2 separate regions of the Homo sapiens genome follow, and region 1 is linked to region 2. Evidence: read pairs that join two places in POLR2A ChIA-PET (ENCODE). Cell type or tissue: B cell. All regions are shown on one strand.

Region 1 (5,000 bases), 120 kb before region 2:
GAGTCCTCTGTTGGTGGACATTATGGGGCTGAGAGTGGACAGAGCTCTCTGCATGAGGTACATGATGCTGCATTTGATATAAGTGATGCCTCTCTCTTAACTGCCCTGCTTGTTGTTGTTGCTGTTGCTGCTGCTGCTGCTGCTGCTGCTGCTGCTGCTGCTTTATGTAGAGATGGTTACTATGAAGGTGAGATACACCTTGAGCTGGAACATGCTGCTGCAGGGCCTGTAGATGCTGACTTGCCTGGGTTTGCTGCTGTTCAGCAACTGAAGGCTGAGAACCACACTGAACTTCAGTTTGCCTCAATGCAGGAGTCACAAAGTTGTTACTAGGTGGAAATAATCGTGTAAGGCCATCTCCATGAGCTGGGTTGCTAACAGGCACAACTGAGTTTGAAGAATTAGGAGGGATCTGACTGACCATCATTTGAGTTTGGTCAGAAATGGTGTCTGGAGTTCTGCTCATCAGGGACATACTTTCAAGCCTGAGGGGGGCTGGCTGACAGTGCTTTTGACGTTTAGCTGAAGACAGTAAAAGGTCATCTTGGACAGCACGCTTAGCAGAATCCTTACGGCTTTCATGGCTTGGCTTTAAGAGTGGCTCTTGAATCTGTGAATTTGGTATGGTACTAGTCATAGTATTTAGCTGTTCTTGGGAATATTCAGTCATCAGAGATGGTCCAGGAGGTTGACTGCCATAGGAGCTAGATGAAACGGTCAGATTAACCGTTGCAGGCACAGTTGTTTGCTCTGAAGTTGGGGATAAACCCGCACAGCTGGCCAGAGGATGGCTGATGCTGCTCTGATGGATAAGATTATTCACACTTAAACTGGTGATGCTTGGTGGCTGAGAAGTTGAATCCTGTAAAGATGCATTTGATGTTTTAATTCCTAGAGAACAACTTGGTTTCTCAAGGGGCCTCTCCATAGTTGCTTCAATTGAACCCTGAGAATTAAATTCATTTGGTGTTGCTTCTGCCTGTCCTGTGCCACTCTCTTTAGGTATCTGTGATTTGAAGGGTGGGTCTCCCTCTAACAATGATGCTTCAGAAGGCTTTGAAGCAACTTCCCTTATATCAGCCTGGAGGCCAACTCTCCCCTTCTCAAGGTTCTCCTGGTCAAAAATAGCTCTTGCTGCAAGAGCTACTATATCAGTTTGCTCTACAAAGGTACAGCTGTCACATGTATTAGTTGTTGCATTGCTGGTCACATCTTCTCTTGTTGTTTCAGGAAGCATGGATGCAACTGAGAAACTACGACTACTGCCAGAGCTGGTTGACATGGGAGAGTCGGCCTGTCTACCGTTGATCAAAGAACCATTAATAACCTCTTGATCAGGGAGGCAGGAATGATGCTGTGGAGGATCTCTATCATCATTGTTCATCAGTAATAGTTCCTGTTTGGGATGTAAATTCACACTTGAATCAACTATTTTAGGATTTTCTGAAGAAAAGTCAGGATGATCCATCTGATCAGAAAGAGATGATTTCTGAGGGTTTTTTTTTTTAGCAAGATCAGATAGCAATGTAGTTAAACCTTGCCCCTTTAAGAGACCTGTGGTTTGCATTGTATCTGATGAATCTTGCTCAACTCTGCAAGGTTCAGCAATGATTTCTACCTCAGAAACACAGTCAGTACTTGTAGTGCTTGTTGTAGATGACAAACCAGGAACCTGAGAAACCAAAATGTGAGGATCACTTGGAGATGGAATCAATACATTGGCTGAAGCGCAGGGTTTGGCAGCATCTGATAATGCTAAACTACTTGGTGGTTTATCCTGAGATGTCTCTTGTTGTAGATTAGGGGTAGAATCTTTGGATTTTGCTGCGGCCATTGCAAAATGTTCACTTGTTACAGATTCTTGGGAGGGTGGGCTGGACTTTTCTGCTGACTTAGATTTCGATACAGACTCAGGTATTAATGATTCAGAGCTTAGAACACCCAAAGAATGTGAAGCAGAAACACTCACACTATTTGCCTGAGACACAGAGACAGATGGTAACACAGCAGGGAAGCTTTCTAGCAGTCCATCATTACAGGGTGGCTCTGCTGAGCCTTCAGTGTTGGGGCAGTCTAACTTGCTCACATCTCTGACTGAATTCAGGGGACACGCTGACTTGTTTGCTGCTAAGTGTTTCCTGCCACCTGGCTTCTTATTCAACCTTTTAGATTTCATGTTAGGCAAACAAGCAACAGTGTTCATTGAGGAAGTACTCACTAGATTATAAGTACTAGCTAGTGTGGCTGAACTATCTGTTGTCACAGGAGGTGCTGCAGTTGTTGTTAATGAAACACAGTTAGCTGTAGTGGTTTGACTATTTGCAGCAGTTTGAGAATTGGCAGGCTGGCTAATAGACAATTGTACACAGCTTTGCCCAGCCATCTGTGATATGCTTTGATTGAGGCTGGCCAAAGCACCAAATGTATTCAGGGCAACATTGGTATTTGGATCTTCGCTGGTGGTGGGTTGAATAATTTGCATAGGGGTTTGATTTGTAGTTCCTGATGAAGACATCACAGGCTGCAAAGCAAAGAGCTGTCCATTTAAAGAAATGGTTTGAGGCTGTTGGTTTGACATGGTAACAGAAAAAGTTTGTGTTGAGTTAGACGCTGATAAAGATGAAGGTCTTGGTAATATGTGGACAAGATGCTTTCCTCCAAAAGTCTGTGGTGTTGGAACATTTTGCACTGAATTATTAGACCCTATTACAGTATTGGCTCCATTGATGGGGAGTCGAACAGAACCAGGAGGTGGAGCAGGGAGGAGTGGCAAAGGATTCTGATTAGCAGCCTGTATGATTACTATCTGTTGACCTACTGTTTGGTTGGAAACTTCTGCCCTCATCACTGTTGGGCATGGGGTGGTGCTAGGTGGCTGAAGAATTATAACATTTTGATTAGTTGGAGCTGAATTAACAGCTGACCCAACTGGCTGAGCCATCTGAATCACTTGCATTGCTGAATTCAGTGGAAGGATATTTTTGGGAGGCTGAGATTTAACTTGTGGCTGGGCAATTAGTGGCTGCATAGGTAAAGATGGACAAGAAGGCAATGTTACAACTACTTGCTCAACTGGCTGCCCATCTGCTGGAAAGGAATTATTCAAGTTGATGTCTGTAGCCACATATCTACTGTGGTTGCTTGTGGTGGGGCTAGTACCAGACTCATTTAATACTGGAGTCACAGCAGAAGATGGTGTCTGGCTTAAGGGCTGAATAGTGTTTCCTGCCAGTTGCAAAGTAGTCCACGTTGTCTGTGTGTTTCCAGCTGAAGAGATTCGTGTAAGGCTATTAATGTTTTTCAAATCTGAAGTACTAACACTTGAAGAAGGCAAAGAACAAGAAAGAGTCCAACCATTGTCCAAAGGGTTTCCCGAAAGAGTGCTTATAGGAATGGTGGCCTTCCCTACTCCAGGGGCAGATGATGCCACCACTGTAGCTGTACTTGTCAAGTCTGCACTCTTACTAATGCTCATTGGAGAAGAATCACCTGCAGTTCTGGGAGGCTGCGAGCAGACTGTGGTGGTAACTGAAACAACAAAAGTGTTTTGAAAATCACCTCTGAAGTCCTGTATGCTCAGGCAGGACTTGTTTCCATGGTGCACTTTAGTGGCAGTTGCTGAGGAGCTGTGGGGGATGTTTGTAACACAAGGGGTCATTTTCTTCAATACTTTGGGGTTCTCTTGTCCATTCTTATTTTCAGAAGAATTTTGATCATTTAGGCATGTGTGCAAAGAATGATGTTGGTGAGGCTCAGATTCAATTGAAACAGCAATCAGTGAGCCACTAGTGGCACCAAGCACATTTGATTCGCTTTCAGAGGTGGGAAGCTCGAGAATACTCTGAGCAGAAATGGCAGCAGGAAGACAAAGAGGAACAGGCTGGTTGGTAGCCAATGCAGGAACTGTGGTCTGATGCCATGGCTTGTTTTCAGAAGGGTAAACTCCAGAAATAGATACAGGAGTCACAAGATTGCAAGTCCTCTGTACTGGCACCACATTGGCGGTCTGCTTTTGTAAATTATGACTAACATTAAAAGTTATCCCCTGAACAGCTGTTCCCTGGCTGTTTCCACCAGGCTGATTCCCGTTGGAATAAACAATAATTTTTTTTTGAACCTGGTCACTAGGAATAACAACAGAGACCTTTGAGTTTTTAAGATTTCCTTTCCAGTGAATTGTCGGGTCATCATATAAGCATATGTCATTAGCTTTCAGTAATTCAATATATCGGCCATTTTCTTTTTGGATTTCTTCCAGTTGTTTCCGTAGCTTTTTTATTTCTTCAGCTATAATATTAAAAACAAAAATTTATAAATACCTGAGAATGTCAGTATTTACAATAACTTGATAAAGAACTGTATACTAAACTACTGAATTCTAATTCTAGCATTCTAAGTACTTCAACCGAGACTCTTCAGCTCTTTTCTAATACAACTTCTTTTTTCTTTTTAGAATGATATCTTAAATCCCTATGCCCTCCTTTAAAAAGTATAAATTTTTAAAGGTCAACTGAAAAATTACTCATAATGTAGAAACCTCAAAATTCCCAATTCAAAAATTTCCAGTAGGGCAGCTACATAGGTGAAGTAAGGGAAGACATACTGATATCATGGCAACATGCTAGCAAGATAACATTGAATATCAATATGCCATTTAAATGCTGCAGCAGCCAACATTACCTGTGATAGTAACAGGCAGTCTCTTTATTTTTTATTTTATTCTTTTGAGACAGAGTCTTGCTCTGTGACCCAGGCCGGAGTGCAGTGGTGCAATCTCGGCTCACTGCAACCTCCACCTCCCAGGTTCAAGCAATTGTCCTGCCTCAGCCTCCCGAGTAGCTGAGATTACAGGTGCGCACCAACACTCCCAGCTAATTTTCATATTTTTAGTAGATTCAGGGTTTCGCCATGTTGGCCAGGCTGGTCTTGAACTCCTGACCTCAAGTGATCTGCCTGCCTTGGCCTCCCAAAGTGCTGGGATTACAGGCATGAGCCACCAT
Region 2 (5,000 bases):
AAGTTAAGGGAAGTAGATTTAGGTTGGATGTGAGATAGTATTTCTAAAAACAGAATGGCTTTTTCCAAATTCAGGACCTATATTCAAATAGTGTAACTGATGACATTTTTGTAAGCGTATTACATTTCACAAGGAACTTTTTTTTTTTTTTTTTGAGATGGAGTTTTGTTTTTGTTGTCCCTGCTGGAATGCAGTGGTGCAGTCTTGGCTCACTGCAACCTCCTCCTCCCGGGTTCAAGCAATTCTCCTGCCTCAGCCTCCTGAGTAGCTGGAATTACAGGCGCCCACCACCACACCCAGCTAATTTTTGTATTTTTAGTAGAGACAGGGTTTTGCCGTGTTGGCTAGGCAAGTCTCGAACTTCTGACCTCAAGTGATTTGCCCACCTCGGCCCCCCCAAGTGCTGGAATTATGGGCATGAGCCACTGCACCCAGACACAAGGAACATTTAAGGAAATTTGTAATGCAATCGCAAGTCTGGTGGGTAGGTGGTAGCATTATTACTGTTTTTCAAATGCAGATATTAAGAGATTTTGATTTGTCCAAGATGTTCTGCAGCATGTTATTGGTAGGACCAGGATGTGATCCCAAGTCTGCTGACCCAAGATCTCATGCTGTTTCCACTTTAATAGGCAGATGACCATGTATCATGAATGCTATAGAGGAAATACCCATATGTGGGGAGGAACTTAGACTGTGTATGATTGTCAGTTTCTTCTCTGATTTTGAAAATCTTTGATTTTCTGAAGATTGAAATTTCACCTCATTCACTTGTTCACTACTTCTTTGAAGACTTTTCCCAACCTATTGTCCAATTAAATATGTTTGTCTTTAAATCTTCTTTCTGTTTTCCCCCGTATTATCTCATAGTTTCTAGAACGTCTTGTTCTGTCTCTTTAGATTCCAATGTTTTACAGTCCCATGCCTGCTCTTAATGGCTTCTTCTACTGTATTTTCAGGAAGCCAAAAATCCTAATAAATTTCTGCCAGGCGCGGTGGCTCATGTCTGTAATCCCAGCACTTTGGGAGGCCGAGGCAGGCAGATCACTTGAGCCCAGGAGTTTGAGGCCAATCTGGGCAACATGGTGAAACCCTGTCTCTACAATAAATGTAAAAATTAGCTGGATGTGGTGTCGTGTGCTTGTCATGCCAACTACTGGGTGGGGTGGGGACGGGGGCGGCTGAGGTGATCACTTGAGCCCAGGAGGTCAAGGCTGCAGTGAGCCGTGATCACGCCACTGCACTCCAGCCTGCGTGACAGCGAGAACTTGTCTCAAAAAAACAAAAACAAAAACTTACTTTACAGCTCCCTGTTCACTATATTTCATCCACATTGGTGTACACTTCTGCAAGTTGGAATCAGTTTCTCCTGTGCTCCCAAGGTGGTGTTTGCACCTCAATTGAGCATTTAAGTCATTTTGTTTTGCTATATAGCTATTTAAAGCTTCAAAAGCTCTGTAAACATATAATAAATGGAATTCCATTGACATTCAAGCCTTACGTATTTCCAGAGCTTCTTCGACTTATCCTGCCTCCCCTACTTTAATTCTGTTAAAGTAGTTGAACACCATTCTTCTCATAATAGTTCTCCCTCAATCTTCAGTGATTTCCTTGTGTTTATAGGATAAAGTCCACTTGTTATTTTGGCAGTCAGTTCAAGATCCACAAATCAGTCTTTACCCTTACATCCTTATTTCTCACTGCTGTTCTAATATAGTCTTTATACCAGTCAGGCTGGTCTGTTCACTATTCCTGAATGTTTTTCTCCATTCTTTTGTTATTGGCACCCCCGCTACCCTCTGCAGTGTCTTTGCTACCTTTCTTTTTCTACTGTGTGCAAATTCTACCTGACCTTCAAGGTATCTTCTCTAAACATTCTAATCTTTGAACTTTTAGTAAATAAGGGTATATTATTTGGTACTTTATCACTTATTGATCTATGACTCTTTGTGGTTAATTTTGGACATTATTTAGCTTTTCATGTGTACATGTATTTCATCTCCCTCATTAAATTGGTAATAGTTATTAAGGTAGATCAGCAGTCACAAATAAACTTTCTCCTTTGGCATCTGTTACCAGTTTTCAATGTGAACTTGGATAGTTCCTGTTTTTTAAATTGTATATCAATAAACAAAGAGGTTGAAATGAATTTCTTAAACTATTCTGTGTGTTCCACTAAAAGAAAAAAGGAAAAACACTCATAGTTAAAATTTAAAGATAGGTAATAAATAAATACTTTTAAAGAGTAAAATATATCATTTGTTACATTGTGAAAAGTGCTATGGTATAAAATAGGGAAGGAGGAAGGATGTTGCAGTTTTAAATAAATGGACAGAGAAGCCTCATGGAGAAGGTGATGTTTGAGTAAAGATCTGAAGGAGTGCTGAACATGGTGGCTCACACCTGTAATCCCAACACTTCAGGAGGCCAAGGCCAGAGAATCACTTGAGTCCAGGAGTTTAAGACCGGCCTAGGCAAAATACTGAGATCCTGTCTTCACAGAAAATAAAATTAGCCAGGTGTGGTAGGACACACCTGTGGTCCCAGGTACTAGGGAGGATGAGGTGGGAGGATCTCTTGAGCCCAGGAAGTTGAGTTGGCTGTGAGCCATGATCACACCATTACACTCCTGCCAAATCGACGGAGACAGACTGTGTTAGAAAAAAAGACCTGAAGGAGGTGTAGGAGCAGATACCTTGGAGAATAACATTCTAAGCAGAGGGAACAACCTGTACAAAGGCCCTGAGGTAGAATGTGCTTGTGTTTTTGAGAGCTGACAAAGAGTTCAGTGTGTATCTGCAGCATGATTAAGTGAAAGAGTAGCTGGATAAGTCAGAGAGGTCATTGAGGATGGGCTTGTTGTGGGGGTGGATAAGTTATTGAAAAGACTTCACATTTTTTGTTATAGTTATCGATATTTCCTATGAAATACCTCACATAGAGATATAATTCAGTTGTGATAAAACCATCCAGCATCCAGGAATAGGGTACTTTTAACTACATTTTAGGAATTTTGGCTGGGTTCAGTGGCTGGCTCACGTCTGTAGTCCCAGCACTTTGGGAGGCTGAGGTGGGTGGATCACTTGAGGTCAGGAGTTTGAGACCAGCCTGGCCAACGTGGCAAAACCCTGTCTCTACTAAAAATACAAAGATTAGCCAGGTATGGTCACGTGCACCTGTAATTCCAGCTACCCTGGAGGGTGAGGCACAGGAATTGCTTGAACTCGGGAGGCAGAGGTTGCAGTGAGCAGAGATCCTTCCACTGCACTCCAGCCTGGGTGGTGGAGTTAGACTCTGTCTCAAAAAAACAAACAAACAAACAAACAAAAAACTAGTTGGGCATGGTGGTACACACCTGTAGTCATAGCTACTTGGGAGGCTGAGGCAGGAGGATCGCTAGAGTCCAGGAGTCTGAGGCTGCAGTGAGCTATGACTGTACCACCACACTCCAGCCTGGGTGACAGAGAGCCTCTTAAAAATTTTTTTTAAATTAAGAAAAGGAATTTTTTTATTCTACTTTGAAGAAGTATAATAACTCAAGAATACACCAAAGATGAGAGTGGTCTCATCTTAGTGGACTACCTATATTTTGGGTCTTTTGCTTTACGGTTTATAATTATAACTTATTTATTTATTTATTTACTATAGGTAAACTAACATTATGGATTTTTCCAAGCTACCCAAAATACTCGATGAAGATAAAGAAAGCACATTTGGTTATGTGCATGGGGTCTCAGGACCTGGTAAGTAATACATCATAATCTCAAAATAAGGATATCTAACTTTGATTAATGTCTTTTCAAAATATTTTACATAGAAATATACAACTTTCTGTTTACCTGCATAAATTCTGTTTGTCCTTAGGCGATCTCATAGTGACTATAAGACCGAAGTAGAATCTCTGTCATAAGGGCTCATCTAGCATTGATTATCTAAATTTTATAATTATTGAGGTACTACTTTGTGATATCCTGTTTATAATTATGTAAATGTTCAACCAGTGTTCAGTTTTATATGTCTTAATTTTTTGTTAAATTTGAGGTAAATAAACTATGAAGTTTATAGCTTTTAATATGTAATACCTTGCATATAGCAGGCATTCAGTAAATGTTAATTTGCTTTGAACTTTAATAATTCAAACGCTCAGAGCATTTCTCAGCAATATTAGCTTTTGCCCTTTGCATTTATGAAACTTTTTGAATGGTTATTTTAAGTGTCACATTATTAACTACCTGTGGGAAAGAAGTCTTAGGACCCAAACTTTATGTCCATTCTGCCAAAACATGGAGTGCTGCTTTTTAAATAATAAATCTTACGCCAGTATTTGTTTTGTTATTGAATACTCCCACTACACAATGTGATTCACAGTCACAGTTTCTCTAAGTAAAACCTGGTCAGTGATGTATTATCCTTAAAACCTCATGCTATATAGTCTTTTTCTTGTTCTAGTTAGAGTAGTGGTGATGACAGTTTTTTGATGTTTACGCAAATGAAGACTGTCAGTCACTGTGCCTCTTTTTTCTCCCCCAAGAACTTGGTGTTTGAGCTTGATTTCATTGGCAGGTCATTAAAAGGTTATCAGTATCTTTTGCCATGCAGAGAAATAATTGTCCTCTCAATGATCATAAGGGTCTTCAGGATGGACAGACTAAACCCAAGAACCTTTAGAGAAAAGGCAAAAGAACATCAGAGAGTTTAGGAAAAAATATTCTGTGAAACTGTGTAGTAAACTGCTCCTGGAAACAATTTTTATTTTATTTTAAAAATTTTTTTAAATTTTACTTTAAGTTCTGGGATACATGTGCAGAAAGTGTAGGTGTGTTACATAGGTATACATGTGCCATGGTGGCTTGCTGCACCTATCAACCTGTTACCTAGGTTTTAAGCCCCACGTGCGTTAGGTATTTGTCCTAATGCTCTCCCTCCCCTTGCCTCCTGCAATTTTTAATTCTTAAGTACTTAATAAGGTAATGGAACAATGGCATCCTTTTTTGGCTTAT

Evidence for each region. ChIA-PET counts read pairs that join two places held together with the same protein. Peaks named below come from ENCODE experiments on the same cell type or tissue, not always from the same donor. Only the 100,000 strongest peaks of a DNase experiment are listed, where the experiment ranks them.
Region 1: POLR2A ChIA-PET joins it to region 2 with 5 read pairs; 4 of 35 experiments call an interaction of 5 or more read pairs at or near these places.

Annotation. Positions count from the first base shown.
Region 1 is chr3:113,657,139-113,662,138 of GRCh38, forward strand. It overlaps USF3 (upstream transcription factor family member 3), which reads right to left. Exons shown (of 7, transcript NM_001009899.4): 7 at 1-4,287. Among named protein-coding and RNA genes, the nearest start is that of USF3, 37 kb to the right of the region's middle. In B cell, no CTCF peak of the experiment used is centred here; DNase peaks (open chromatin) are centred at 2,263 and 3,893; H3K4me3 peaks cover 3,122 bases; H3K27ac peaks cover 5,000 bases.
Region 2 is chr3:113,775,093-113,780,092 of GRCh38, forward strand. It overlaps ATP6V1A (ATPase H+ transporting V1 subunit A), which reads left to right. Exons shown (of 15, transcript NM_001690.4): 2 at 3,649-3,743. The coding sequence starts at 3,662. Among named protein-coding and RNA genes, the nearest start is that of ATP6V1A, 31 kb to the left of the region's middle. In B cell, no CTCF peak of the experiment used is centred here; no DNase peak of the experiment used is centred here.